Regions from separate parts of the Homo sapiens genome. Here region 2 is linked to region 1. Evidence: chromatin loops called from intact Hi-C (ENCODE). Cell type or tissue: A673. All regions are shown on one strand. Each heading gives the region's core, and the rest is flanking DNA. Links, peaks and the distances in the headings are about the cores only. Region 1 has its middle 73 kb from the start of MIR5692C1. Region 2 has its middle 17 kb from the start of CXCL14.

Evidence for each region. Peaks named below come from ENCODE experiments on the same cell type or tissue, not always from the same donor. Only the 100,000 strongest peaks of a DNase experiment are listed, where the experiment ranks them.
Region 2: a loop joins it to region 1, with 7 times the contacts of the local background. A loop is called at or near these places in 28 of 110 quality-filtered maps.

What each region holds. Positions count from the first base shown.
Region 1 is chr5:135,722,563-135,737,483 of GRCh38, reverse strand. It overlaps a transcript of SLC25A48 not described here. Among named protein-coding and RNA genes, the nearest start is that of MIR5692C1, 73 kb to the left of the region's middle. RefSeq lists enhancers at 2,107-2,606, 4,099-4,883. In A673, for the core only: a CTCF peak has its summit at 7,801 (motif pointing right); no DNase peak of the experiment used is centred there; H3K27ac peaks cover 495 bases.
Region 2 is chr5:135,554,059-135,568,979 of GRCh38, reverse strand. No RefSeq gene overlaps it. Among named protein-coding and RNA genes, the nearest start is that of CXCL14, 17 kb to the left of the region's middle. RefSeq lists enhancers at 1-661, 3,292-3,812. In A673, for the core only: a CTCF peak has its summit at 8,002 (motif pointing left); DNase peaks (open chromatin) are centred at 7,979 and 9,439; H3K27me3 peaks cover 912 bases.

The DNA.
Region 1 (14,921 bases), core at 4,084-12,083:
CAGGTCTCTGAGCCCAAGATAAGCCATCATATCCCCTGTGACCTGCACATATACATCCAGATGGCCTGAAGTAACTGAAGAATCACAAAAGAAGTGAAAATGGCCTGTTCCTGCCTTAACTGATGACACTACCTTGTGAAATTCCTTCTCCCGGCTCATCCTGGCTCAAAGTCTCCCCCACTGAGCACCTTGTGACCCCCACCCCTGCCAGCCAGAGAACAACCCCCTTTGACAGTAATTTTCCACTACCTACCCAAATCCTATAAAACGGCCCCACCCCATCTCCCTTCACTGACTCTCTTTTCGGATCAGCCTGCCTGCACCAAGGTGAAATAAACAGCCTTGTTGCTCACACAAAGCCTGTTTGGTGGTCTCTTCACACGGACGTGAGTGAAATTTGGTGCTGTGACTCGGATCAGGGGACCTCCCTCGGGAGATCAATCCTCTGTCCTCCTGCTCTTTACTCCATGAGAGAGATCCACCTACGACCTCGGGTCCTCAGACCAACCAGCCCAAGGAACATCTCACCAATTTTAAATCGGGTAAGCGGCCTCTTTTTATTCTCTTCTCCTCCCTCTCTCACTATCCCTCAACCTCTTTCTCCTTTCAGTCTTGGTGCCATCTTTCAATCTCTCCCTTCTCTTAATTTCAGTTCCTTTCCTTTTCTGGTAGAGACAGGAGATGCGTTTTATCTGTGAACCCAAAACTCCGGCACCGGTCACAGACTTGGGAAGACAGTCTTCCCTTGGTGTTTAATCATGCAGGGATGCCTGCTTTATTATTCACCCATGTTTCAGAGGTGTCTGATCACACGGGGATGCCTGCCTTGGTCCTTCACCCATAGCAGCAAGCACCACTTTTCTGGGGGCAAGCACCCCCCACCCCTTCTCTCTGTGTCTCTACCCCTTTTCCGCTTTTCTTAGGGGCAAGCACTCCCCAATCCTTCTCTCCATGTCTCCACTCTCTCTTTTCTCTGGGCTTGCCTCCTTCACTACGGGCAACCTACCACCCTCCATTCCTCCCTCTTCTCCCTTAGCCTGTGTTCTCAAAAACTTAAAACCTCCTCAACTCACACCTGACCTAAAACCTAAATGCCTTATTTTCTTCTGCAACACCGCTTGGCCCCAATACAAACTTGACAATGGCTCTAAATGGCCAGAAAACGGCACTTTCAATTTCACCATCCTACAAGACCTAGATAATTTTTGTCGAAAAATGGGCAAATGGTCTGAGATGCCTTACATCCAGGCATTTTTCACACTTCATTCCCTCCCTAGTCTCTGTACCCAATGCGATTCCTCCCAAATCTTCCTTCTTTCCCTCCTGCCTGTCCCCTCAGTCCCAACCCCAAGTGTCGCTGAGTCTTTCCAATCTTCCTTTTCTACAGATCATCCGACCTCTCCCCTCCTCCCCAGGCTGCTCATCGCCAGGCTGAGCCAGGTCCAATTCTTCCTCAGCCTCCGCTCCTCCACCCTATAATCCTTCGATCACCTCCCATCCTCACACCCAGTCTGTCTTACAGTTTGGATCCAAGACTAGCTCTTCTCCAGCTGCCCAACAATTTCCTCTTAGAGAGTGGCTGGAGCTGAAGGCACAGTCAGGGTACATGTGCCTTTTTCTCTTTCAGACCTCTCTCAGATCAGTCAGCACTCAGACCCTACTGAATATATACAGGAATTCCAATATCTAACTCTGTCCTACAATTTAACCTGGAGTGACTTAAATGTCATCCTAACTTCTACCCTCTCCCCAGATTCACAGGAAATTTTTTCTCTGGCCCAATCTCACACTGACAACCGCTGGCTCCATGAACCAGACCTCCAGGAAGGCATTAGCGCAGTTCCCCGAGAGGATCCCCAATGGAACTATCAGGCAGATTCCCCAAGTATAGCTAGGTGAGATTACATGGTTTCCTGCCTAGTTGAAGGATTTAAAAAGGCAGCTTACAAAGCTGTTAATTATGACAAGCTTAAAGAAACTACCCAAGGTAAAGACGAAAACTCAGCCCAGTTCATGGCTCATTTGGCAGCAACCCTGAGATGCTTTACAGCCCTAGACCTTGAAGGCCCAGGCTTTCTGACTGTCTCATTCTAAATATGCATTTTATCACCCAGTCAGCTCCTGACATTAGAAAAAAACTTCAAAAATTAGAATCCGGCCCTCAAACCCCACAACAGGAATTAATCAACCTCACCTTCAAGTTGTACAATAATAGAGAAAAGTTACAATTACTTGCCTCCACCGTGAGACAAAATCCCAGCTACATCTCCAGCACACAAGAACTTCCAAACACCTAAACCGCAGCGGCCAGGCATTGCTCCAGGACCCCCTCCCCAAGGAACTTGCTTCAAGTGCTGGAAATCTGGCCACTGGGCCAAGGAATGCCCTCAGCCTGGGATTCCTCCTAAGCCGTGTCCCATCTGTGCGGGACCCCACTGGAAATCGGACTTTCTAACTCGCCTGGCAGCCACTCCCAGAGCCCCTGGAACTCTGGCCCAAGGCTCTCTGACTGACTCCTTCCCAGATCTTCTCGGCTTAGCGGCTGAAGGCTGACGCTGCCCAATTGCCTCAGAAGCTTCCTGGACCATCACAGATGCTTTGGGTAACTCTTACAGTGGAGGTTAAGTCCGTCCCCTTCTTCTTCTTCTTTTTTTTTTTTTTTGTTTTGAGATGCAGTCTTGCTCTGTCGCCCAGGCTGGAGTGCAGTGGCACGATCTCAGCTCACTGCAAGCTCCGCCTCCCAGGTTCACGCCACTCTCCTGCCTCAGCCTCCTGAGTAGCTGGGACTACAGGCACCTGCCTCTGCGCCCGGCTAATTTTTTTTGTATTTTTAGTAGAGACGGGGTTTCACTGTGGTCTCGATCTCCTGACCTCGTGATCCACCCGCCTCAGCCTCCCAAAGTGCTGGGATTATAGGTGTGAGCCACCGCACCCGGCCCCTTCCCCTTCTTAATAAATAGGGAGGCTACCAACTCCACATTACCTTCTTTTCAAAGGCCTGTTTCCTTTGCCTCCATAACTGTTGCGGGTATTGACAGCCAAGCTTCAAAACCCCTTAAAACTCCCCCACTCTGGTGCCAACTTGGACAACATTCTTTTATGAAGTCTTTTTTAGTTATCCCCACCTGCCCAGTTCCTTATTAGGCCAAGACATTTTAACTAAATTATCTGCTTCCCTGACTATTCCTAGGCTAGAGCCACACCTCATTGCCACCCTTCTTCCCAACCCAAAGCCTCCTTTGCATCTTCCTCTCGTATCCCCCCACCTTAACCCACAAGTATGGGACACCTCCACTCCCTCCCTGGCAACCGATCACATGCCCATTACTATCCCATTAAAACCTAATCACCCTTACCCCGCTCAATGCCAGTATCCCATCCCACAATAGGCTTTAAAGGGATTGAAGCCTGTTATCATTCGCCTGTTACACCATGGCCTTTTAGAGCCTAAAATCTCTCCTTACAATTCCCCCATTTTACCTGTCCTAAAACCAGAAAAGCCTTACCGGTTAGTTCAGGATCTGCGCCTTATCAACCAAATTGTTTTACCTATCCACCCCAGGGTGCCAAACCCATATACTCTCCTCTATCCTCAATACCTCCCTCCACAACCCATTCTGTCCTAGATAAACCTAGCTGACCCCATAAATCCTAAATCCTTTCCCCACTCCCCTTTCCATTCCTTAAAAAACAGCCCTAAAAGCTGCTCCCACACTAGCTCTCCCTAAATCATCCCAACCTTTTCATTACACACAGCCGAAGTGCAGGGCTGTGTGGTCAGAGTTCTTAGACAAGAGCTGGGACTGCACCCTGTAGCCTTTTTATCCAAACAACTTGACCTTACTGTTTTAGCCTAGCCCTCATGTCTGCATGTGGCGGCTGCCGCTGCCTTAATACTTTTAGAGGCCCTCAAAATCACAAACTATGCTCAACTCACTCTCTACAGTTCTCATAACTTCCAAAATCTATTTTCTTCCTCCCACCTGATGCATATACTTTCTACTCCCCAGCTTCTTCAGCTATACTCACTCTTTGTTGAATCTCCCACAATTACCATTGTTCCAGGCCCGGACTTCAATCCGGCCTCCCACATTATTCCAGATACCACACCTGACCCCCATGACTATATCTCTCTGGTCCACCTGACGTTCACCCCATTTCCCCACATTTCCTTCTTTACTGTTTCTCACCCTGATCACATTTGGTTTATTGATGGCAGCTCCACCAGGCCTAATCGCCACTCACCGGCAAAGGCAGGCTATGCTATAGTATCTTCCACACCTATCATTGAGGCTACTGCTCTGCCCCCCTCCATTACCTCTCAACAAGCCAAACTCATTGCCTTAACTCGAGCCCTCGCCCTTGCAAAAGGACTATGTGTCAATATTTATACTGACTCTAAATATGCCTTCCATATTCTGCACCACCATGCTGTTATATGGGCAGAAAGAAATTTCCTCACTATGCATGGGTCCTCCATCATTAATGCCTCTTTAATAAAAACTCTTCTCAAAGCCACTTTACTTCCAAAGGAAGCTGGAGTCATTCACTGCAAGAGCCATCAAAAGGCATCAGATCCCATCGCTCAAGACAATGCTTATGCTGATAAGGTAGCTAAAAAAGCAGCTAGCTTTCCAACTTCTATCCCTCACGGCAGTTTTTCTCCTTCTCATCTGGCCACTCCCACCTACTCCCCCACTGAAACTTCCACCTATCAATCTCTTCCCACATAAGGCAAATGGTTCTTGCACCAAGGAAAATATCTCCTCGCAGCCTCACAGGCCCCTTCTATTCTGTCATCATTTCATAACCTCTTCCATGTAGGTTACAAGCTGCTAGCCCACCTCTTAGAACCTCTCATTTCCTTTCCATCGTGGAAATCTATCCTTAAGGAAATCACTTCTCAGTGTTCCATCTGCTATTCTACTACTCCTCAGGGATTTTTCAGGCCTCCCTCCATTCCCTACACATCAAGCTCGGGGATTTGCCCCTGCCCAGGACTGGCAAATTGACTTTACTCACATGCCTTGGGTCAGGAAACTAAAATACCTCTGGTCTGGGTAGACACTATCACTGGATAGGTAGAGGCATTTCCCACAGGGCCTCAGAAGGCCACCGTGGTCATTTCTTCCCTTTTGTCAGACATAATTCCTCGGTTTGGCCTTCCCACCTCTATACAGTCCAATAATGGGCCGGCCTTTATTAGTCAAATCACCCAAGCAGTTTCTCAGGCTGTTGGTATTCAGTGAAACCTTCACACCCCTTACGGTCCTCAATCTTCAGGAAAGGTAGAATGGACTAATGGTCTTTTAAAAACACACCTCACCAAGCTCAGCCACCAACTTAAAAAGGACTGGACAATACTTTTACCACTTGCCCTTCTCAAAATTCGGGCCTGTCCTTGGAATGCTACAGGGTACAGCCCATTTGAGCTCCTGTATGGACACTCCTTTTTATTAGGCCCCAGTCTTATTCCAGACACCAGCCCAACTTGGACTGCACCCCAAAAACTTGTCATCTCTACTATCTTCTGTCTAGTCATACTCCTATTCACCGTACTCAACTACTCATAAATGCCCTACTCTTGTTTACACTGCTGGTTTACACTGTTTCTCCAGGCCATCACAGCTGATATCTCCTGGTGCTATCCCCAAACAGCCACTCTTAACTCCCTCTTAAAGTAAATAAATAATCTTTGCTGGCAGGGCCATGCTGAACCTCCTTGGGCACTCTCTAATTGGATGGCCTGGGCCCTCCCAATTCTTAGTCCTTTAATATCTGTTTTTCTCCTTCTCTTATTTGGACCTTGTGTCTTCCATTTAGTCTCTCAATTCATACAAAACAGCATCCAGGCCATCACCAATCATTCTATATGACAAATGCTCCTTTTAACAACCCCACAATATTGCCCTTACCACAAAATCTTCCTTCAGCTTAATCTCTCCCACTCTGGGTTCCCACGTCACCCCTAATACCGCTTGAAGCAGCCCCAAGAAACATTGCCCATTATCTCTCCATAGCACCCCCAAAAATTTTCGCTGCCCCAACACTTTACCACTATTTTGTTTTATTTTTCTTATTAATATAAGAAGACAGGAATGTCATGCCTCTGAGCCCAAGCTAAGCCATCATATCCCCTGTGACCTGCAGGTATACATCCAGATGGCCTGAAGTAACTGAAGAATCACAAAAGAAGTGAGAATGGCCTGTTCCTGCCTTAACTGATGACACTGCCTTGTGAAATTCCTTCTGGCTCAAAATCTCCCCCATTGAGCACCTTATGACCCCCACCCCTACCAGCCAGAGAACAACCCCCTTTGACTGTAATTTTCCATTACCTACCCAAATCCTATAAAATGGCCCCACCCCTATCTCCCTTCACTGACTCTCTTTTCGGACTCAGCCCACCTGCACCCAGGTGAAATAAACAGCCTTGTTGCTCACACAAAGCCTGTTTTGTGGTCTCTTCACATGGACATGAGTGAAACTCCACAGCAGGCCCTGTGGCATACTGGAAAGAGCCCTGGTTGGGGCCGGAAGATCTCAGTTTATGTCCCAGCTCTGTTCCCCACTTATTGAACTGGTCCCCTCTGAACCTCAGTTTCCTCCTCTGTAAACCAGAGATAATGATACTCACCTTCTAGGCACATGTCACCTTTGCTCCAGTACCCAACAAGTTCCTCATCTCCATCTAAGACCACCTCAGCCTGGATTTCTTGTCCATATCATTATCAGCATTTTGGTTAAGGCCATTCAACAAGTCTCTAGGAAGTTTCAAACTTTCCCACATTTTCCTGTCTTCTTCTGAGCTCTCCAAACTACTCCAACCTCTGCCTGTTACCCAGTTCCAAAGTTGCTTCCACATTTTCAGGTATCTTTTCAGCAGCACTCCACTCTACTAGTACCAAAATCTGTATTAGTTCGTTTTCATGGTGCTGATTAAGACATACCCAAGACTGAGCAATTTATAAAAGAAAGAGGTTTAATTGGACTTACAGGTCTGTGTGGCTGGGGAATCTTCACAATCATGGCAGAAGGCAAGGAGGAACAAGTCACATCCTAAGTGGGTGGCGGCAGGCAAAAAATGAGAGAGCTTGTGCAGGGGAATGCCTCTTTTTAAAACCATCAGATCTTGTGAGACTTATTCACTATCATGAGAACAGCATGGGAAAGACTTGGCCCCCATGAGTCAACTACCTTCCACCAAGTCCCTCCCATAACATGTGGGAATTCAAGATGATATTTGGGTGGAGACACAGCCAAACCATATCAAATTGGAACAGTAACAGCAGAGGTTTGTTATAGGAATTAATTTAGAGAATAGTCATAAAGAAAAAGAATAGCACTTGGACTCTAGTAATCTCCCCCAAAATCATGGTGATTTTTATTTATCACCTCTTCGGTCTGAGCCCCAAAGCTTCTTGCCTGCAACCTCTTTATATACCTTACACCTGTCAGTTTATGAGCTCTGGGCAGGGACATGAAGAGTGATTTACCTGATGAAGTTGCCCATTGCTCTGAGCACGTGAGACAGGAACCACTACATAATATATATTACATATAATGAATGTATAACATCACCCCTTTTATTTATTTTTACTGTGTTATTTAAAAATACCAGTCACAAGGCCAATTAGCTATTACAAAGATATGTCTAGTTACTTTAACACAAATTTTATATAAAATGTACTTCCTATTACTTTTAGATGAGAAGGAAACTCATATAGCCTGTGGTTCCCTCAGAACTCTCACATGTAACTTTTAGTGAGGAAAATGAGGAACTTTCTGAGCTATCCACAAGGGGGTAGACTGATTCCATTTCTTCTGGAAGGTATCCATGGGGTCATCATTAATGATCATTTAAAACTGATATTTCTCATTTTAAGCAACTGTCTCCTTCCAAGAAATAAAATTTACTTATGCAAGCAAGATGCCACTTTTTTAGGCTGACAACTTACAGATGACCCTTGGTTTAAAAATGTATTGCAAAATCATTTACACACATTTTCCCTGCAATCAATCATGGAGGATTCTAACAAATGCCACATTCAGAATCTAAGAACACTGCGGTCTTTCCACTAGAAAGTCAAGCAAATTATTTAAATTCCCAGGGACCAAAAAAAAAAAAATCTTTCCTCAACATCAAACAAAACATTCTCTCTTTGAAAATGTAAATCCCTTGAACATATTCAAGAATTTTAACAAGCTTCCCAGAAAACTATCCTATTACTCTTTGAAGGCCTTAAGGAATTTTCTTAAAATAGTCACATGCTACTCAGGGTGTGGAGAGGGCCTAAGTGACAATGGGAGTCAAAGCTCTACAGTAGGGCCCCAGAAGTCCCCATGTACCTCCTTTCAGAAAGGAAGAGCGGCCCCCAGAGAATTACTAGGCACATGGAAGGGGTATGGGGAAATCTTCTAAAAGGAATAAAGCACAGGACCCGTTTCGCATCTGTTTTGCATCTGGGGTTAGCAGTAGGACACAGAGCTCTGAACTACAGGAAGAGCCTCAAAGAAGATGTTAACAACAGAGAGTTTAGAGAATGTGGAGCTCTCATCTGTTTTAACTCCTCTATCCAAGCCTTGGGGTGTGTGTGTATGTGTGTGTGTGTGTGTGTGTGTGTGTGTGTGTGTGTGTGTGTATTTGTGTATGTGTTCAGGGGAAATTCCAAGAGGATGAAACTGAGGTGAAAGGCAAGTCAGAGGTAGAAAGTGGCCTGAGCTGATAACTAAATGCTAGTTTCACTTCAAAGAACTGGATCTTCATCTGACATCAGAAAAACAGAAGAATCAAGAAGGCACCAGCAATTTCACTCAAATAAGTTTTTCCTGAGGAAGTAATTGAGTATGTTTTCAGAGACATAGTTTTAAGATATTTATCACAGCTTGTCTATGACAGGAAAAATTAAATACACAAACAAGAAATTTAAAAAAGAAACACCCTTAAGTATGCAACAGTGAGGGATTAGCCATATAAATGATGCTGTATCCACATAAGAGAATAGTATGAAATGATTTAAAATTACAACTATCACCACGGAAAAAGGGTCATCATATTCACTTATATTGTTGGGTGAAAGATGATTATAAAGCAGTCTATATAGGTTGTATACACTGTGATAGATTTACAGATGTTTTTAGTTCTTTTTTGCTATTTTAAATGTTCAACCTATTAAAAATACAAAATACATGCTAACTATAGAAAGCCACATTTTTTTTTTTTTTTTTGAGACAGAGTCTCGATCTGTCACCCACGCTGGAGTGCAGTGGCGCGATCTCAGCCCACTGCAACCTCCGCCTCCTGGGTTCCACTTATTCTCGTGCCTCAGCCTCCTGAGTAGCTAGGACTACAGGCGCCCACCACCATGCCCAGCTAATTGTTGTATTTTAGTAGAGATGGGGTTTCACCAGGTTGGCCAGGCTGGTCTCAAAACTCCTGACCTCAGGTGATCCACCTGCCTCGGCCTCCCAAAGTGCTGGGTTTACAGGTGTGAGCCACCGTGCACGGCCAGCCACGTTCCCTTAAAAGACAGAACACAAAATTTCTATCAAAATCCCAGCAAATTATTTTGTAGATATAGGCAAGATTATTCTAAAATTTGGAACGGCAAAGAAACAAGAAACTGGAATTGCTAAAATAAAATGGAAAGAATCACTCTCCCTGATTTCAAGACTTACTTTTATAGCTACAGCAATCAAGACTGTGGTATTGGCCGAGAGACACACAATGAAATAGAAAAGGGAACCCAAAAATGGGACTCACACAAATATGTCCAACTGACTTTTGATAAAACTACAAACACAGATCAACAGAGAGAAGATAGTCTTTTCAATAAATGATGTTGGAACAATTGACAATATATGAGCCAAAAAAACCCTTGACCCAAATCTCACTCTTTATATGTAAATTAACTAAAAATGGCTCATAAACCTAAGTGTAAAACGAAACACTATAAAACTTTTAGAAAAAAAAATAGGAGAAAATCTTTCCTAGGGTTAGGCAGAGTCCTTCAACTTGACATCAAAAGCACGATCATTAAAAGGAAAAACTGATAAATTGGACTTCATCAAAATTAAAAACTTTTGCTCCGAAAAAGACCCTGCTAGGAGGATTAAAAAGCAAGCTATAGAGCAGGAGAAAATATTTGCAAACCACATATCTGACAAAAGACTAGAATTTAGACTCTGTGTGTGTGTACATACATATATATGTATTTTAGAGTGTTTTTTTTACTATCACACATACATATATATCTATATTATTTTTACTATACACACGTATATATATATATATATATAGCCTGTGGCTATATATGTAAAAAACAGTAAAAAAAAATTCAATTTAAAAATGGACAAAAGACAAGAAGACCCATTTCTCCAAAGAGGATATACAGATGACCAATACACACATGAAAAGATGTTCAACGTCTTTAGCCATTGGGGAAATGCAAATTAAAATCACAAAGAGATATCACTACACACCTGTCAGAAAGGCTAAAACTGAAAATAGTGACACCAAATGCTGCCGAGGATCTATAGAAACTGGATCACTCATACATTGCTGGTGAAAATATAAAATAGGACAACCACTCTGGGAAACAGTTTCTCAAAAAACCAAATATGCAACTACCAGAGAACCCAGCAACTGCACTTCTGGGCATTTATTCTAGAGAAATGAAGATGTTCACACCAAAATATGTACATGAATATTTATAGCAACTTTATTCATAGTAGCCAAAAACTGGACATAACCCAGATGTCCTTCAGTGGGTGAACGGTTAAACAGACTGTGGTACACGCACACCATGGAGTGCTACTCAGCAATAAAAAGGAACACACTATTGACACATGCAACAACCTGGATGGAGTTCCAGAGCATTACGCTGAGTAAGAAAAGCCAATCCAAAGAGTTACATACCACAGGATTCCATTTATGCAACATTCGTGAAATGACAAAATTACAGACATGGAGAACAGTTTCATGGCTGCAAATGGTTAAGAAGGAATGGAGGCAAGAGGGAGGTAGGTGAGGCCAAAAAGGGCAACATGAGGGATCCTTGTGATTATGGAAATGGAAATGTCTCCATTTGACTGTATGGAGGTCAATATTCTGATTGTGATATTGTACTATACTTTTGCAAGATGTTACCATTGGAAGAAACTGGGTAAAGGGTACGTAGATTCTGTATTACTTCTTACAACTGCATGTGAACCTACAATGATCTCAAAATTAAAAGCTTAATTAAAATAAAAAGGACATAGCATGAGACTGTCCCCAGAAAACTGGCAGACATGGCCCTGCTGCTACACTGCTGGGGCTTCATCAGAGGCCTCCAGTGTGCACTCAGGCACTGCTGGCCTGGTAGGGCCAGACTCTGGCTATAGTCGTAAGTGTGGTGCACACCTGGATCAACCCCACAACAGTTACACTGTCTCTTCACGGGGAGATCCTCGAGTCTGTCAGTGTCCATCAGCAACCAGCCAATAAGTAGGCGCAGCTTGTCAGTGCTGTCTCCCCTGGCATTAATGGTGTGTTTAACTAAGAGCCATTAACAAGGGTAGCTTTCTCCAATTAAATAACCACAGTGGAGTTTTTTTTTTTGAAAACCCTAGCGTTCCTAAGGTAAACATAACATGATTTGTCACTTTGCAAGGTCCAAGAAATGCTATTTTGATCTGTTAACTGCCTCTGATGAGGACACAGCTATCTGAGATGTAAACATGCCATCAGACGGAGAGGTCTGAAAGTTTGGAGGGAGCATGACATTTAGAACAGTTACTGCTTGCCCTAGAGCTACAGCTAACACCTCTGACTGCTGTGTGCCAACACAGGAGCCCACGAGAGGGAAACAGTAATGACTATAGAGGCAAAGGAGGAATACAGCCCAAACAGGTAACTTGAGGAAGGAGAGGGAGGCCATTTGAGAGATGCAGGTTAGGAATCCTCTTACTCTAAATGGCACTAATGCTGAACCTAGAATAAAATCTGTCCCTTCAGCCTCCTTTCTGTTCCTGAAACTTGCCTAGCTGTTTCCCACCTCAGGGCCTTTGCACGTGCTGTTTCCCCTGCCTGAGTGCTCTGCCCCAGATCTGCACTTCCTCAGAAGGGCCATCCCTGACCACTCCACCAGCCCCCACTCCAGTCACAGTCTCTTCCACACCTCCTAGACTGTCTCCTTCACATCACTTGTCTTCAGGAAGTATCTTGCTTGTTGACTAGCTTATGATCCGTGCTAAGATAGATGTTTCATAAAGATAGAAAGCTTGTCTGTCTTATTCCCTCAGTTAACCCCATTATCTGACACAGAAAGCTTCAATAAATACCTGTTGAAAGAATCAGTAGCAAAAGCTGTCTCTGTTCCTGTAGCAGTCTCTGCTTCTGCCCAGGAAAGGTATGGTCATCACGAAGGTCCCTCTCAGGATTTTTACTACTTGTGGAAGACTCAAAAGAGCAAAAAGCCTTTTCCTTTTAGGAAATCCCTTTGGCAGGAGCTCTTGTGATAAGCCTGACCAGGCAGGCCAGTAGCCAAGGCTGGGCTGGGCCCTGTTCTGTGTTCCTCACACACCCGAGTCTGTGCTGTTTCTCCACCTCTGTTCACCACACTGGGCACCAGTCACTGCCTTCTTTCCAGTTTCTGCCATGGGCTGTCTGGTTACATGATGGCACCAGCCTGTTCCAAGGGCAGAGCTATTGGCCAACTCTAAAGCCTCTCCTTCCATTTCAAATGCAGTCTGTTGAAATCATCTCCCAACGAGGAGAACAGAACCCTGGTCATAGGTCAAGAGACCAAGGTTATAGCCTATCAGGGCCAATGACTCACCCTGTGACCTTAGGCAAGGCTTTTCCTGTCTCTGGGCCCCAACTTCTGCCAGACACAGGCCTCTAAGTCCCCATGTCAGCCAGGCACACACTGTCCTGTCCAGGGTTCCTGTGGGGTGGAGGAAGGCTGGCTTTTCTACCCAAAGAGAGACGCACTGTGGGGAAGGCACCTTGGGCTTAGCAGCCCATCTTGCGAGCTTTAGACCAAACTCTACCCTGCAGGAAAGGCCCTCACTCGAGGAGCTGGGTGGCGCAGGGGCTCACGCCTACCTGAGGGGGCTCCAAGGAGGTATGGGATGAGATGAGGCAGGCAGCCTCTGACATTTAAGAGCCATTAGACTTTGAACAAGCCACTTCAACATCTTGAGCCTCAGTTTCCTCATTTGTAACTGAGGACAATAACAGTGGCAACTAATGGCATTAAACAAAATAATGATGCAAAAATAATATTTAGAGTGCCTGGCACAGGGAAAACGCTCAATAAATGGCAGCTCTTAGAAAAATGATCATGATGATGGTGGTGATGATAATGGAGAACAAATTGAATTCCCGTTGAGAAAAGCCATTGAAAAGGACAGTCTCTGGTTGTGCTGCTGAAAAAGACAAAACCATGTGTGCAAGGGATCTGGGCTTGAGCCTCCTTAGAAAACAAAGACACTTATTTAAATAAGTAGAGAAGACCTCCAGTCTTGGGTCAATAATGTATCTTTCCCAAGGAAGCTTTTTAAGGCCAGGTATTTCTAGAGCTCAATAGCATTGAGAAATTATAGAAATCACCTAGATGTTTGTTTCTCAGCTAATGTGGGCTCTTCCAGGAAATGATGTACTAGTCAGCTAGGCGGCTGATAAGTAAATTCCAGAAGCCCCACTTGATGGAATTGAGTGAGCCATTAAAAACGATGCCTATGAAGACTGCAGGGCAAGGGTTAAGATATAAGGGAGAAACAGAATGCAAAACTGTGTTATGATTACAGTTGTTTAGAAACATGTCTGCTTACAGGCAGGCCCTGGAAGGGAAGATTAAAAACAGTTGATTTGCTTCAGTGATGGGATTAGGAGTGATTAAAGCAACATTTCTGTTATGGTTTTACAGTGTGGTTTTGTGTCTTTTTTTTTTTTTTAGTGAAAAAAAAAAGAGGACTGCAGTTGTCATACTATGGTTTGTGCCTTTTTTAAATAAAAAAAGAGAAAAGGGATTGCAGGGGAATGCATGTACCTCAGACGTCCCTAGAGCTGTCCCCCTCCCCATTGTGTGTGTGTGTGTGTGTGTGTGTGTGTGTGTGAGAGAGAGAGAGAGAGAGTGAGAGACAGACTCCCTTCCACTGGATACCATTCAGAATAGTTTCAGCTCCCATTGAATGGGGATTTTTGCAAATTTCTAGTAGCTGAAAGAATAGTGAATTGATTCGCCAATGAAAACCCATTGTTGGGCTTTGTCTTCAAGCTTGTCAGTGCACTGGGGAGTTAAAAAGACTTAAGAGCAAATACATAGTCTGGGGCGCCAGACTTTGGAATTGAGCTTGCTAGAAGCCTCTTGTGTCAGGAAGCTTTGAGCCCTCAGGTATGGGTGCACAGGGGCTGGCTCCTTCCTCAGCAAGAAGATACCTAGCCATGCGGGCCTCTCCAAAGAGGGGCAGGGGCTCTGTGGTGAGCAAAGCGGTCATGCAGGAACATCAGGCCATGTAGTCTGGCCCTATCTGGGGGTGACCCCCTCATGGGCAGCCAGCATGGAGCGCTTCATTCCCTCTAGATGGCCTATGGACTCTGCCTGGGAAAAGCTAAATGAGATGAAAAGCCTGAGCCCATCACAGCTGAGCTGAGGTCAACCTGACCGGACACCAGGGACAAGGAGGACAAGGCTGGCATTCCAGAGCACCCTCTAAGATCCCCTAACTGTCCGGACAATGATGAGGTCATTGCTGCTGTTGTTTCAATCATGAGACCTCACTACAGGCCTGACACTGTTCTGAAAGCTTTACATGCGTTATTCAATTCAACCCTCATAATACTGTAAAGAAAGCACCATTAGTAATTCCCTTTCAGCAGTGAGGAAACAGTCTCCGAAGAGACTAGTAACTTGCCTAAGATTCAAGGCCACACA
Region 2 (14,921 bases), core at 4,812-12,811, 170 kb after region 1:
CCTGCAGCAGCCCTGCCTTTCCCTTCATTATGGAGAAAGAAGGTAGACTAGACAGGGAAACCCCAAGACCAACAGACAGAACAGAATGCAAGAGCCCCAGAAGACAGTGCATACCAGGGCAGGGCAGGGCAGAGCAGAGGCCAAGCCTCTTGCTGGGAGCCCTGAACCCTGCCTGGCCTCAGAGCAGCACCAGTGGAGCCTCAGGAGGGAAGGGCAGTGTACAAAGCTGGCTGAAGAGCCCCGGCCACCGAGAGCAAAAGCTGCTCCAAGACAGCACAGGCCGTGGGGTGCCGCTTGTAAACAAGCCATACACACTCCCTGTCTTTGCTGGGGCTCTCCTCGTCCTGCCTGTGGCTCTAGTGCTAGGCCACCCTCCTCTAACTCTGCTGGCCCCGATGGTCCCTCCCTTCTCTGACATCCCAAGTTACAGATTGGATCATTAATAACAGCAACAGTGTCACCTCACACTGGTCCAGCCACTGATCCGGGCACTCACCCAAGCACTGGCCCCACATGCTCTGTCTGCACTCCCACAATGCGCTATGTGGCAGGTGCCCAGAGAAGTGAAGCACTTTGCTTAGGACAGTAGAGGAAGTCCTGGAAGTCAAGCCTCAGCTGGTCAAAGCGCAGAAACGGTGGAGAGTCTGCATGTAAATATCTCCATTCCCTACAGAGATGGGGTCCCAGGACAACAGAGGCTGGGCTATGCTTCCAGGGAGAGCTTGGGCCCTTTCCTCCCGCAGACAGGGATTAACCTGACCACTAAGAATAGACTCTGAGCCCAAACACTTCACCAAACACCAAATGAGGACCCACAGGCGCCTAGAACTGTGCGAGGCTCCAGGGAAGAATCTTCTCTCCCCGGCTACAGACCTGTTTCCTGTACCTCTTCTCTGGGCCTCCCAGTATCCCTATGAAGTGTCCACTTGCCAGCTTCCAGGAAAGAGAGTAATCCCAGTGCAGCAAAGCAAGGCCAGGTGGCCTTTCAGAGCGGGCTCTGCACTGGTGGCTCTCATGGGCTTCCCTGGATAAGAGCAAGCTTCTCCTCTGCACACAGGGCAGACCCGGCCCACATACAGGCCCCACCTCCACTGGAGCCACTGCATCCTCACAGTTAGGCTTGTTTTGATTCCAAATGCCATTGCCCTGACTTCCCATAGGCTCGTCCTGAGCAGGCCCTGGTGCTGTAGTGGGCTGACACCAGCATGGCCATGTCCTCAGAGAGCTCCAGCCTAGCCCTGCAGTTCAACTCCTCCACCTCACCTGACCGCTCTCAGATCTACTCCACTCAGAGCTTCTCCTGGTCATCCTGGACTGACTACATAATTTGCAGGCCTAGGTGCAAAAAAAAAAAAAAAAAAAAAAGATGCAGGCCTCCCGTTCAAAAATTATTAAGAATTTCTAGACGGCAACAGCAGGGCATTAAACCAAGCATGGGGCCCTTTCCAGACATGCTCTGTGCAACTCACATGTCACAAACCCATGGGGCCAACCCTGCCTCCAGTATCAACTCTAATATCCATATAGGTGACTCATTTTGGTCCTGAATTATTACATAATCTGCACTACAGTTTAACAGTTTTATTTGAACCTGAGCATCTAAGAAGAAGCCCTTCTTAGAAACCAGGAGCTGTGTCATATGCTGCTTTGTAAAAACCTCCCAGAATCTATGATAGCACTTACGAGGTATTCAAACACAGTTGAATTAATATTAGGATCATAGGGAGATCCCTGAGAACATGCTTTCTTCACGCATTCCTGAGCTACTGCTATGTGCAAAACTCTGCTGGGCACCATGGGGAACAGAGGTATGACTGGCTGTGCTCCTTTATCCTCAAGGACAGAGTTCAACCATTCATTCACCCAGCTACTGTTGCATGATTAAACATCTGCTCTGTGCTGGATGCTGGAGATGGCCCCTCCAGAAACTCAGTCTACAGGGAGGCAAAGAAGCTGCCTGAAATTGCCTGTTGGTCTGACTGCCAGACGGACTCACGGCAGACTCTGGGGCAGCCCCAAAGAGCGGGTGTCTCACCCAGGGTCAGAGGAGGAGACTGATCAAGACATCTGTCAGTCCTGGGAAGGCTCATGGCAGATTGCAAGTCATTATCAGGCAAGAAAAAAAAAAAAAAGGTGCTGATTCCATCCTGGCTCTCACATGGCCCGTGGCCGCCACGCCCATGTGCGATGAGATGGGCTAGCTGCGGCAGAGCACCAGGGGCAGAGAAGTAGAGAACACTGGGGGATTTAGAGGAGGCCCGGGAGCATCGGCCATGCCCCAGATGCATGTCCACAGAGCCCAGCCCCAGCCTCAGTCCCCACTCCCCTCTCGCCCAGCTCCCTTCTCTCTGCCTGTCCTGCCAGGACACCGTGATGGGGGCCTCCGGAACCTCAAAGGCAAAGAAGCCCACACAACCCTTCCTGCTCAACCTCCACACAAGGAAGACACCGTGCTGCTTTTTAGAGCCCCTGGGGTGTTTTCTTCTCCTCCTGTTTTTGAAAAGTTACATGGATATTCTTGGAGGTCTTCAAGAAAGCACTAAAACCCTAAGCTATTTTCTTGCTTTCAAAGTAACATTTCCCAGCTTCCTCCACGCAGGTCCGCGCTGAGCCTCACCACCAGAGGGCAGCCAAGAGTCCGGGTGTCTCAGCCAAGAGCTTTCCAAGTTCCCCGAGGCTGCATGAGGACAGCGACAAGGACTAGTGTAATTATTACCTACTGTGAGCCAGACCCTGTGTGGAGGGCCTTACATACCCTATCTCATTGAATCCTGGTAACGACCACAACGGGGGTGTTCTATTGAAGCTCCATTTTACAGATGAGGAAAACAAGGCTCAGTGAGGTGAACACATCACTCGTGTTCACACAGCTAGCAGGTGGAAGAGACAGGATTCAAACCCACGTGTGTCGGGCTGCAAGGAGACTGTCTGCTCTCTGAAGTACACAGTGTCTTACAGTTCCTGTCCACCCCAGCCCACAGGATGCTCCACTGTGCTCTCATGCTCCGGCTCAGGGCTGACCCCCTGTTTATCAAATGGAGATTAATCACCCAGTTAACCTGGGCCACACGAACAACCAGCCTCAGCCAGGTTTGTTTTGCTGGTGTCTAGTTCTGTCTCCTACAGGCAGACATCTGCAGAAATCACATGCTCCTCTAGAGCCTCTCCCCCCGATCCAGAAAGGGAGCCCCGGAGCTGTGAAACGGCTGCTCCAGCTCTCATTTGGTAGACACAAATTCCACTTCAGTAGAGGAGCAGCAGGGTTGGTTTTCCCCCAACACCAAATACACTGAAGACGCAAAATGACCATGATGTCGTCAAGTTCAACTCAACGCTTTGGTTAGAAGCAAAATGATCTTCTGTTGGGTAAAAAATCAATTCAAAGCTGGATTTCAAATAATCTGCCCCATTTCACAATGAGGACAGAGTTGATATTCCGGGATGAGTGGTAGGCATGTCTAATTAGATGCAGATGAGACTCTGATCTAATATTCAAAGTTTTTCCCCCAGAGCAACGGGGATGATGAAGCAACAAGCTCTTTCTTTCAACCCATTGTTATTTAAAGGCAGTGCTCACACAAGAATCATTTCTAAATCACAAAGGCTTTTTTCCCCTGAAATAATGGCCTGCAAAGATAGACTGGAGTTAGGTATTCACATCGGTACAGCCAAAAAAAATGTCATAAGCCAAGAAAAGTACGAGACAAAGCATACCCTTCAATTCATTTATAGCTACTAGGGTACCAATCCTGCTGATTCCACATATTTTGAGGGGAGCAAAGTTTAACCAACACAATAGCAACAACCGCACTTTCTTTCTCACCAAACTCCACTATAAGTCCTGTTTTGCAGATGAAGAACTTAAGGTTTAGAGAAGCTAAATTGTCCTGGGCAGTGTTAAAAGTTTTGGACACTCCTAGGTTGGATGACCACATATTCTGGTTGGCCTGAGACAGTCCTGGTTTATGGTAATTGACCCAATGCAATTATGAAGAATGTTCCCTTTCACTCTCAAAAGAGTCCGAGTATGGCTGATATACTGTATAATCACCCCACTGACAGGGCCTAGCAGAAAAGTATATATGACGGCTAAGGAATGATCAGTCAACCTCTCCGCTTGGATCACCAACTCGTAAGTGAGTTTGGGCCCTTTAGAAGTTATGGTAACTCTTTAACCCCATAGAGTACCCTAAAATCCCCTGTTCCAGCCTGGCCTGCCTTCCCTGCAGCCTGGATCTGATGTTGTCAGATTGTTCGCTGGGAGGCACCAGGTATTTTGGAGACTCATCTGTTGAATGAAGAACTAAATAAAAAACACTGTCCCTCTCTCCATGTGTCTGCCCATATGAGATTCCCCAGACGATTTAAGCATCAGGTTCTGGTTTCAAGAAAATAAAAGTCAGCCAGGCAGCTGCACTTCCAAGAGGACTGAGGCAAACTTTTCCTTGACAATGTGGTTGGCATGTGCTTTAAGTGAGGGATTAGCTACTTCAGAGGAGTGGTAATGCGATATGGGCCTTTGACATCCTATTCCAATTCAAGGAGGCTGTAGAAGGCTGAAGCATGCCAAGAAGGTTGGGGGATCCTTCCAGACCCAAAGGCGCAGCTCCCTCCCCACCTTGCCGAGGACTCCCTAACTCTGGAGTGTTAGCCCACCAGAAGGCTACTCACTTGCTCCTTTCCCTGAGCCTGAAGGAGCTGGGGTGAAAGAGAGGGCACAGACCTAAGATGCAGCCATGGGGTCCCTGCTGGTGTCACAGCCTCTCTGAGCCACCTGGAGCCAGGCAGCTCTGGGGTGGCCCCTGAACCCTTCAGGTTTACCGCCTCAATTTTCCTCTCTGTGTTTAGCCCAGGGCCAGAGCATCGTTCTTGGGACTTTAGGAAATGTCCAGTTGCCACTGTCTTACCTGGATGCCCACCCACTCCAGATGCTAGGGGTTTTCTGCACTTCCCTGGAAATCTATTCCAATGGCTTCTCATGGGAACAGATACACAAAGGGGCGCAGACCCCCAGCCCAATGTCCACCCCCAGCTGTCTGCAGAGCTGTCCTCAACCCTCTCCTTCAAAGTCTAGGGGCCCGTGGATAAAATAATTTCTCCCAGTCCCAACTTTACAACTATAGTATTAAATGAGATAAATGTCTCAACACAGAAAGTAGGCAGTAAATAAATGGTAGTTGTTATTATTATTATTACTATTATTATTATTATCATCTGCCTTTAAAATGTCCAAGAGAAACTTTAGTTTTATATCCTATAAAATCTGGATTAACCAACCTGGATTAACTTTACGTTTGTGTTTTTTTTTTCCTGAGACAAAGTCTTGCTCTGTCACCCAGGCTGGAGGGCAATGGTGCAATCTCAGCTCACTGCAACCTCCGCCTCTCAGGTTCAAGTGATTCTCCTGCCTCAGCCTCCAAAGTAGCTGGGATTACAGGTGCATGCCACCACACCCAGCTAATTTTTGTATTTTTAGTTGAGATGGGGTTTCGCCATGATGGCCAGGCTGGTCTAGAACTCCTGACCTCAAGCGATCCACCCGCCTCAGCCTCCCAAAGTGCTGGCATACAGGCTTGAGCCACCGTGCCCGGCCAACATTACATTTATAAGGCATAAAAAGGCCAAACTTGAAGAACGTATCTACCAAGAGAGGAATCTGAAACCTTCTGTGACCTTGGGCAAACTTCCATGCCTGTTTCATCACCTCCAAAATAAGAATAATAATAGTGCTTAATTTCAAAGAATTTCTTGAGACACTAAATGAGACCATTCAAATAGAATATCTAGCACTTTGTGTAGCATATAATAAGCACACAGTGAATAATAGTTAATAATAATAAATTTGTGTTTCTTAAAAAATGTATTTAACAGTCCAAGGAATCTTAAACCTGGGGGAAGAAATACCTTAGAATCTAGTCCCACCTTATATCCACTAGAAAAATTTCTTTGAAGCTGTAAATTTTTTAACTGCTTTTGAACTCTGGGCCCCCTTGAAAAGCTGATGAATGCTATGATTCCTTTTCCCTGAAAAAAAAAAATGCCCAGTATATTTTGCAAACCATTTCAGGAGATTCTTAGACTTCCCTGATGTCATCCTTATGGCTCCTTGGACCCTGTGTGAGTAATTCCTGCCTTAGACAATCCCAGGTAGGGCATCCAGAGGTGGCTTGGATATCTCCAGTAACAGGAGCCTCACAGCTCAAAAAGCAGCTCACTCTATGATTGGAAAAGTCCACATGCTAAAAAGTGTTAGGATTAAATCAGGACACTAAAAGATGCTTCCTGAGTTCCATCCTCAGAGCTACACAGAGGTAGCACAATGCCTATTTCAGGTACCAGCCCTTGACATGTTCAGAAGGCAGAGGCCATGCTGGGACATACCTGACCTTCTCCTGAGCTAACCCTGCTGTCCTCTCAGCCATTCTAGGTGATGGTGTCCAGGCCCCTGCCTTCCAGGTCACCCTCCCAAACCACCTGCTGTGTGGCTGTGGCTCATTTTCTTTGTCCTGGACACAGTACTTTTATTAACCCCATCTAAGTCTGCTAATGTTCTCAGCCACCAAGTCACATCCATTAAGCAAGCATTTAATAGGTCCCCAAGGCCTCATCACACAAGAGCAGAGTTTCATGCCACACGTATCTCCACTCCAATCTTACGCTGGGGTAATTGATCCTTTGAAGCTAGCCCTACCACTTTACATATGCCCCAATTAATCTTACCAGTTTTTTTCCTGTCACTTCAACCTTTGGGAAGTATTTGGAATTCACATTCTATCACCCAGTGTACTGAAAATGTTTGCAAATCTCTTAGAGGGTAAGGAGATCAATGAAACTTGTGCATCTCCCTGGGTTAAGCTTGGGACAAGGTGCCTTACCCAAGTTCTCATTCAATCTTCACATCAACCTTTTGACATCTATACTTCCGTCCTTGTCTTATACGTAAGAAAACTGAGTCTGATGGAGATTCAATCACTTGCATAAAGATACCCAGCTACCAGAGAGCCATGCCAGGATTTCAACCCAGGCCTGTCTGAGCCTCACTATTTTACCACACCTCAGCATTAACACATTAAACCGCATTGTTATAGATATGTGTGTTTCTCCAACTAGGATGTAGGATCCCTAACAATAGTGAATAGACTTTGTCTCAGAATTCCTAGCCCCTGTGAGTCCCTAGCACAGAGTAGGTGTTTTACAACTGCTGGGAGGAGGGAGAACAAGGAAAGCGGTCAGTTGGGGCTAGCAAGCTGGGAGGATGCTTCTTGGAACTGAGCCCTGATGTCCAGGTTCTTCTTTTAGAGCATATATTCAACTCTGTGAATCATTAGGAAATGTTATCATCCACACATGACCAGAAGGTTCTGGGACCCTCCCACCCAGGACATGCCAGCCCTAAAATTGTGACATTCATTCACCCGAGTCATTGGAAAGCTGACCTGAAGGGTGTCCTACGTCCCTCCCACACCTGGGTACCTCCCTGAGCCCAGCAGGTAGACTCTCCCCAAGGTGCCCCCCACTTCCCCACCCCACAGCAGCCTTCCTCCGTGCAGGCGGCTGTGTGGTGGGAGGGAGAAGGTTCGGGAAGCCTTTGACTTGAGATTTCTCAAAAGCTCTTGAAGGGACACTGAAATTCCTAACTCACTCTTTTTCAAACAGATTCTTGAGTGAACTCATAGAACTTTTGATACTGAGGAATCGGCCTAAGGAGAAGAGGCTTACTGTGAAATGACCAAACGCCACCACTGGTTTCCAACCACCATCTGGGTGCTGAACAGAGTTCTTCTGTCCACACAGCACCGCTTTTCCGTGCACACACCCCTCATGGCGTCCAACCGCGACTATGGCCTGTTTCTTTTCCAACAGGCTGCAAGGCTTTAATTCTGCGGAAAACCGTCAAGCAGCAGCTCCACTAAACACATCTCTGTGCATTAACAGGAAGTGCAGGGAAAGGCAGTCCGGGCCCAGAGCTCACATTAAGGAGAAAGGTCGAAAGCGCCATCTTGTGGTGCCTTTGCAACTTGCGTGCCGCTTGGCGCCTGAGGTGGGTGCCCTGAGGAGGGGAAGGCAAGGTGGAACAGAGGGACTTCCCCTTTTAACCCAGTTATTGATCATAAAAACCAAAGTAGAATGCTTCCTCGCTGCACAATCTAACCCTCGGAACTAACAAAGAAACTATAATGTATCGGATAAGAGCACAGTTCTAGAATCAGAAAGCGCTGCCTAGGTTTGAATCCTGGCTTGGCCATTTACAAACCATGCAACTTTGGTCAAAGTCCCGCTTGGAGACTCAGTTTCTCTAGTAGTTAAATGAGGATAATAACTGGGCCTATCTCGTAGGGTAGTTAGAAGGACTAAACCTAATCATGCACATAAATGCTTAGCACAGTCCCTGAGTGCCTACAGTCCCTTAGCATGCACATTACTATATTTCTGTTTTATGACACCACTGATGGTAAGAAGCAGCATCAATTTAATATAAGATGGAGGTAGGCGTGGGGCTGCGGAGGGCTGGTAATCCACTACCTACAATACGCACATTTATTAGAAGGCATATTTTGATTTAAGAGATGTTAAAATAGGAAGAGGAGACAGATCATTTTAGATCTTAGATCTTGCTGCACTGTGAGAGCAACTGAGTCACGTGGGCTGCCCTGCACTGAATCTGAGAACACAACACATCACCCTCAAGGCTGGCACTCCTCTCAAAGGTAGAAAATGCAGTCAACAGTCACCTTCTTAGGTGCCCGAGGGAAGGATTTCGTCCATTCCTGCTACCCTCTGATTGGGCATGCACCTCTGGGAGGGAGTGATCGAGCCCCAGGAACCCACAGTTACCCTTATTTCCCCACAGTTGGGTGGCTGGGTAATTGGTAGCTGCTGATAATTACAGGTGGGTAAAAAAGTAGCTACAGGGCAGAGATCAGGAGGGGCCTGAAGACTAGGAAAAGATAAAAATGAAAGAAGGGAAAGAGGCTCTTGCCTTGTGCCAGGCACAGTGCACAGGGAGGATTAGGGATTTTCCAACATTTCTAGGAAGACATTCGGAATGCCACTTGGTGACTCTCCTCCCATTTCAAAAGCTACAGGGCTACAGGGCAACCATGCCCAGGTAAAATGCCTTTATATTAATCAGATTTACTTAACCCTAGTAGGTATGACTATTGTGGCTGTCCTCAAAACTAACAGTTAATGAAACTTACTCCATGCCAGGTAGAGTGACAAGCACATTGTTTTATGTAACCTGCACAACCAGCCTGGGAAGTGGGCACTGCTGTAATCTCCGTTTCACAGAACAGGACGTTGACGTCCAGAGAAGCTCGGTAACTCACCCTCCTCTTCATCCAGCATCCCTCTCTTCCCCGTGAGGCCCAGGGGAGCTGTAAATCATGATTCCATGCACTCTGATGCTAGCCACAGGACTTGGGTGCACATGACCCAGGTTGGCCAATCAGAGCCCAGGATCCTTCCCCCAGCACATTGATTGGCTCAGATATGGACACCTGACCCAAGAAAGCCAGTGAGAGACTTCACAAGATTTACTAGATGGAAGCTGGAAAAACAGGCCTGTTTTCTCTTTGGGTCCCAAGCCGTAAAGACTTGAACTCAGAGAACCAGAAGTTTGTTTTGAGGTCCTGTGAAGAAAACCTGCCTGAGACCAAAGCCAACACACAGAAGGAATCAGAGCAGAGAAATGGAGTGACGGGATTAAGACCGCATGGGTTAGCCCCTGGATCTCGCTTTGCCTTGTACAGCCCTTCTCAGTTTATAGGAGCCAACTCATTCTGTTTTTGCCTAAGTTAGAGTCAAACCCCTCAGTCTAATAAATAAAGGCAAAAAAGAAAAACTGGTTAAAGCCCCGTTGCAAAAAATAAGTAACTTTATAATTACATCAACTTTATCATTAACAAGGCTTTAAAAAACAAGTACCTATGAATAACAGCCCCCAATGGATTCAAAATTGAAATAATCACATAATGTAACAAGGTTTAAAGCCATGGATTTGAACCTAATAGAGTAAAATAAAAAGCTAGCGTGGAAGGAAGATCTCCATTAGGAGTGATTGCTGAGCATAACAGAACCCTTTCTGGGTGTTTTGTGTTATCAAATATCTCTCTGCAGCAACTCTTTCCAGTGTGGTATTATAGAAATATCTTCAGGAATTGCTGAATAAGCCCTTTAAGTGAACAATGCCATTTCTAGGAGTCTATCCTCAGGGAAGACTTTCAGTGGAAGAAATTGATAGCTGCATGGAGATGTTCACTGAAGCATCATTTACCACAGGTAAAAATAAATAAATAAAAATAAAAGGAAACTGAATACTCAAAGGTCAGGATACAAGTAAGTATATTATAGCACACAATTTTACTAAGTATATGTAGCTAGTGAAACTATTCGTGTGAAAACTGTAGAAATGTTTATTCAAATATTTGTTGAACACCAATAATAATTTGCTGCGTTTTGATTATGGGCTGTTTTGCATGCTTCCTGACATTTCATCCTGGAATCATTTAAATGTTAGGTAGTTTTTTTTACAATCCTTTTTTAGGCGAGTAATCTAGGGCTTAGAGAAATTTATAACTTTTTGATGAAAGTGGCAGACGAAGGATTTGAACCTAGTAGTCTGAGTGCAAACTCTAGACACATGCCCATTCTGCTGCACACCACAAACCAGGTGAGCTGCTGAGAGAGCCTCCTAAGTTATGCGTATAGGCAGCGCATGGCCTTTGTGGGAGCTGCTTTGTCTGTTCAGATGTCCTTTCTGGCTCACGTTCTAGGGGGAGGCGGCGGAAGGGGGTTTTATTCAGCATCTACCAGGGGCCAGGCCCTGTACTAGGTACTTGGTTTCCACTGTCTAATTTTTCCTTTGCAGTGATCCCTAGGGGGGAGATGTCACAATCCCTTTCCATTTATAAGGAAGATCGAGACGTTTGCTCAAGGTCAGGGGCACCAGCCCCTTATTCACATGTGTAACCAGCAGATGAACAGGGGAAACCATGGAGACCCGCTCAGTCAGAGCAGAGTATAGGGAGCTGGGAATGGTCTGCGGTAGTGGGCGGAGAGGGGGCTTTCAAAGATGGGCAGAAGGGTATCTGCACTATAAATCAAGGGTGGGCACAATGGAGAGAACAACTATATTATATAAATGGCTACCGTTATTGCCTTCATACACTATGCCAACAGTATCCATGATTATCTCACCTCATCCTAATAATTGGCCTCCAATCCAGGCGTTATTATTCCATTTTACAGATTAGGACACCCAACAAGTCAGTGACACACCAGCCTACAAAGCTAAGTAAAGATCCATCCTCTCTCCACTGCAGCAGGCAGCCTCCCCAGCACCCAGCAAGCGCCACCCCTGGAGGGTTGAGTCTGTGGTGTGTGTCTGAGCACTGGGAATGGAGGGGGCTGGGATGGTGTACCCCATGCGGCTCCTAGGGTCCCAAGATTCCAAACAGCAGCAGCACAGCTGGTGAGAGACAGTAGCCTAGTGCCCCTCTAATTGTCCCTCTTTGTGGTGTTCAGTTAAGGACTCAGAAGAAACCAATCTTTGTATCTTTTCATGGTTAAAATTCTACATAGAACTGAAACCTGAAAGCAGCCACCAAGCCAGTCTTTGTTGGGTTTCTAGGCAGTAAGGACGCTGCATCTCAACACTTAGCACTCTGAGAGAAAGGGACTCGGTGATTCAAAGGGGAACTCAACAAGAGCCTTTTTCTCCCAAGTCCTGGCAATTTCCGACTCACTTTTAATCCCCGGAAAAAACGTTGGATCCATTTTCTCCTCCACATCGCATGGTTGTTCCTTTGAGTTCAGAAACTGTTGGCAGAAGATTTTCATGAGTAATTGAGCAGTTCCCATTTTCTACCCCATTCTAGTAGAATCAGCCGGTTTTTTTAGAACACCAAAAGGCTCATTTTTGGAAAAATTCAATACACTCAGAAAGTTTTTTTAAATTCAAGTGCCTGGAAATCAAAGAAATCGACGCGTTGTAGTTTCACAAACAAGCCTCAACTGCAGTCCTCAAAAATAAGGTGAAAGGCAGTGATATGGTTTGGCTGTGTACTCACCCAAATCTCATCTTGAATTGTAGTTCCCATAATCCTCACGTGTTGTGGGAGGGACCTGGTGGGAGGTAATTAAATCACGGGGGTGGGTTTTTCCCTTGCTGTTCTCATGATAGTGGGTAGGTCTCATGAGATCTGATGGTTTTGTAAGGGGCAGTTCCCCTGCACATACTCTCTTGCCTGCTGCCATATAAGACGTGCCTTTGATCCTCCTTCACCTTCCTCCATGATTGTGAGGCCTCCCTAGCCATGCGGAACTGTGAGCCCATTAAACCTCTTTTTCTGTACAAATTACCCCTCCTCAGGTATGTCTTTATTAGCAGCTTGAGAAGAGACTAATACAGGCAGGTTTCTGAAGAAGCCACTCAGTGGAAGTGAGTTTAATATACTTGTCCTAAAAGAGCATATTTATCCCAAAAGTCCATTCTCCAGATATGCTCTCCCAGATAGGAAAGGGAGTGTTTCCAGCTCAATGAAGAATAAGCAGCTTCTAAAAGCAAAGATCTCTTGCTTTCTCTGGGCCTGGAATTCCTCTCTGGGCCAATCATCATCATGTCATCATCATCATCATCATCAAAACTATCATTTCTAGAGCTGCTAAAATATGCCAGACCCAGCCTGAAATATGTGACTATTTCATGAAACCCTCCAGCTTTCCAGATAATAGGAATACTTGTCCCTATTCTGCAGATGAGGAACCTAAGGCTCTGAGGCTCTGAAGAACCACATATCTAACAGGTGGCAAAGTAAGGAGTCAAGCCAAAGCTGCCAGGCTCCAGATGAATTCTCTTTGCCCCAACATCCGGCACCCCTACTCTTCTCCAAAGCATGGGCTCAGCTAGTGAGAAGATCTATGAGTCTGTAGGTCAGACTGATGTTGAGGTAGGAAATGTTCCTCCTCCTCTTCAAGAAGCTTTCAGTTGACCCACCCAGATGGGCTGCTCCCAAATAAATGTCCTCTGACCAATTTCCCCAGATAAAATGGAACTCCACACTCTATTCTTTATTATTCCAGTCACCTACTGATTGTACACAAAAACCCAGCTGGGGAATCCTGAGATCCAAAAGTAATGTTGGTCCAGGCATTCTTTAGGATAGTTTGACACAATGTATTATCATTTAAAATGCCCATTTCTAGCATCCTACAAAATACCTGACCAGTACTCCTCAAAACTGTCACAGTCATCAAAAACAGAGAAAGCCAGAAACTTCGACAGCCAAGAGGAGCCTGAGGAGACATGATGACTAAACACAATGTGGTTCCAGGATGGGATCCTGGAACGGAAAAGTGACATTAGTGACAACTAAAGAAATTGGAATAACTATGGAGTTTGGTTAATAATAATGTCTCAGCTGGGCATGGTGGCTCACACCTGTAATCCCAGCACTTTGGGAGGCCAAGGCGGGCGGATCACCTGAGGTCAGGAGTTTGAGACCAGTCTGGCCAACATGGCAAAACCCTGTCTCTACTAAAACTACAAAAATTAGCTAGGCATGGTGGCAGGTGCCTGTAATCTCAGCTACTTGGGAGGCTGAGGCACGAGAATCGCTTGAACCCAGGAGGCAGAGGTTGCAGTGAGCCGAGATCTCGCCACTGCATTCCAGCCTGGGTGACAGAGCAAGACTCCACCTCAAAAATAATAACAATAATAATAATAATGTCTTTGTATTGATTAATTATAACAAATGTGCCATGCTAAAGTAAAAAGTTAATAAGGCCAGGCACGGTGGCTCATGCCTGTAATCCCAGCACTTTGGGAGGCTGAGACAGGTGGATCAACTGAGGTCATGAGTTTGAAACCAGCCTGGCCAACATAGTGAAACCCCATCTCTACTAAAAATACAACAATTAACTGGGTATGGTGGCGGGCACCTGTAATCCAGCTACTTGGGAGGCTGAGGCAGGAGTAGCTGGATTACAGGCTTGAACCCGGGAGGCAGTGGTTGCAGTGAGCCAAGATCACGCCATTGCACTCCGGCCTGGGTGACAAAGTGAGACTCTGCCTCAAAAATAAATAAATTAAGAATTTAAAAAGCACCCACAATTCTGTGCACATTCTAGCACATATATTTCTGGAGGAGCCCCCGAGTAACTGGTTGCCTCCAGGGAAGACAGCTGAAGTCAGCAGAGGGAGACTTTCTTTTCTGGAACTCCTGGGCTCAAGCAGTCCTCTCACCTTGGGCTCCCAAAGTGTTGGGACTACAGGCGTGAGCCACTGCACTTGGCCTTTCTTTTAATTATACTTCTTTTGATATGTCTGATTTTTATTCCTGTGCTTATACTTCTTTTTTAAAAGGAAGCAGGTCTTTTTTAATAGCAATAATTTTCTTTCTTTACATATTTAGAGTATCTGCTAAGTACAGAGTTCTCCATTTGGTGGGATACAATAACTGACTGCCATATTTACACGACTTCAGGGAGCAACATTTGCCAAAAAAAAAAAAAAAAAAAAAAAAACAAAACTGCCTCGTGGAATCATGCAATGCAGCAATCCATTGAGGAAAATACCAAAGCCACCTCAACACAAAGAGAAACTCACACTAGGAGAAATTGTAGACTTGGGAGCTGGACACTGCCCCAGATCGGCTCTGAGAATGAGGCACCCACTTCAAGCTTCAGTTTACGGAAGGAAGGACAGAAAGAAGAAAGGAAACCCCTGCTAACTTGGCAGGGCAGAAGGGGTCTGGTTTGAGTGTCAAGAAGAGATTTCCCTTCAAGGCAGAGATTCTACAATCCCCATCAAGGAACAGGGGCGAGGGAGGGTGGTGAGCTGCCCTCTGGGCACTTTTCTTTCCAAGTCTTTTGCACCCACCTCCCAACCCTCCCCGTCTGGAAAAGGCTTCCGGGAATGA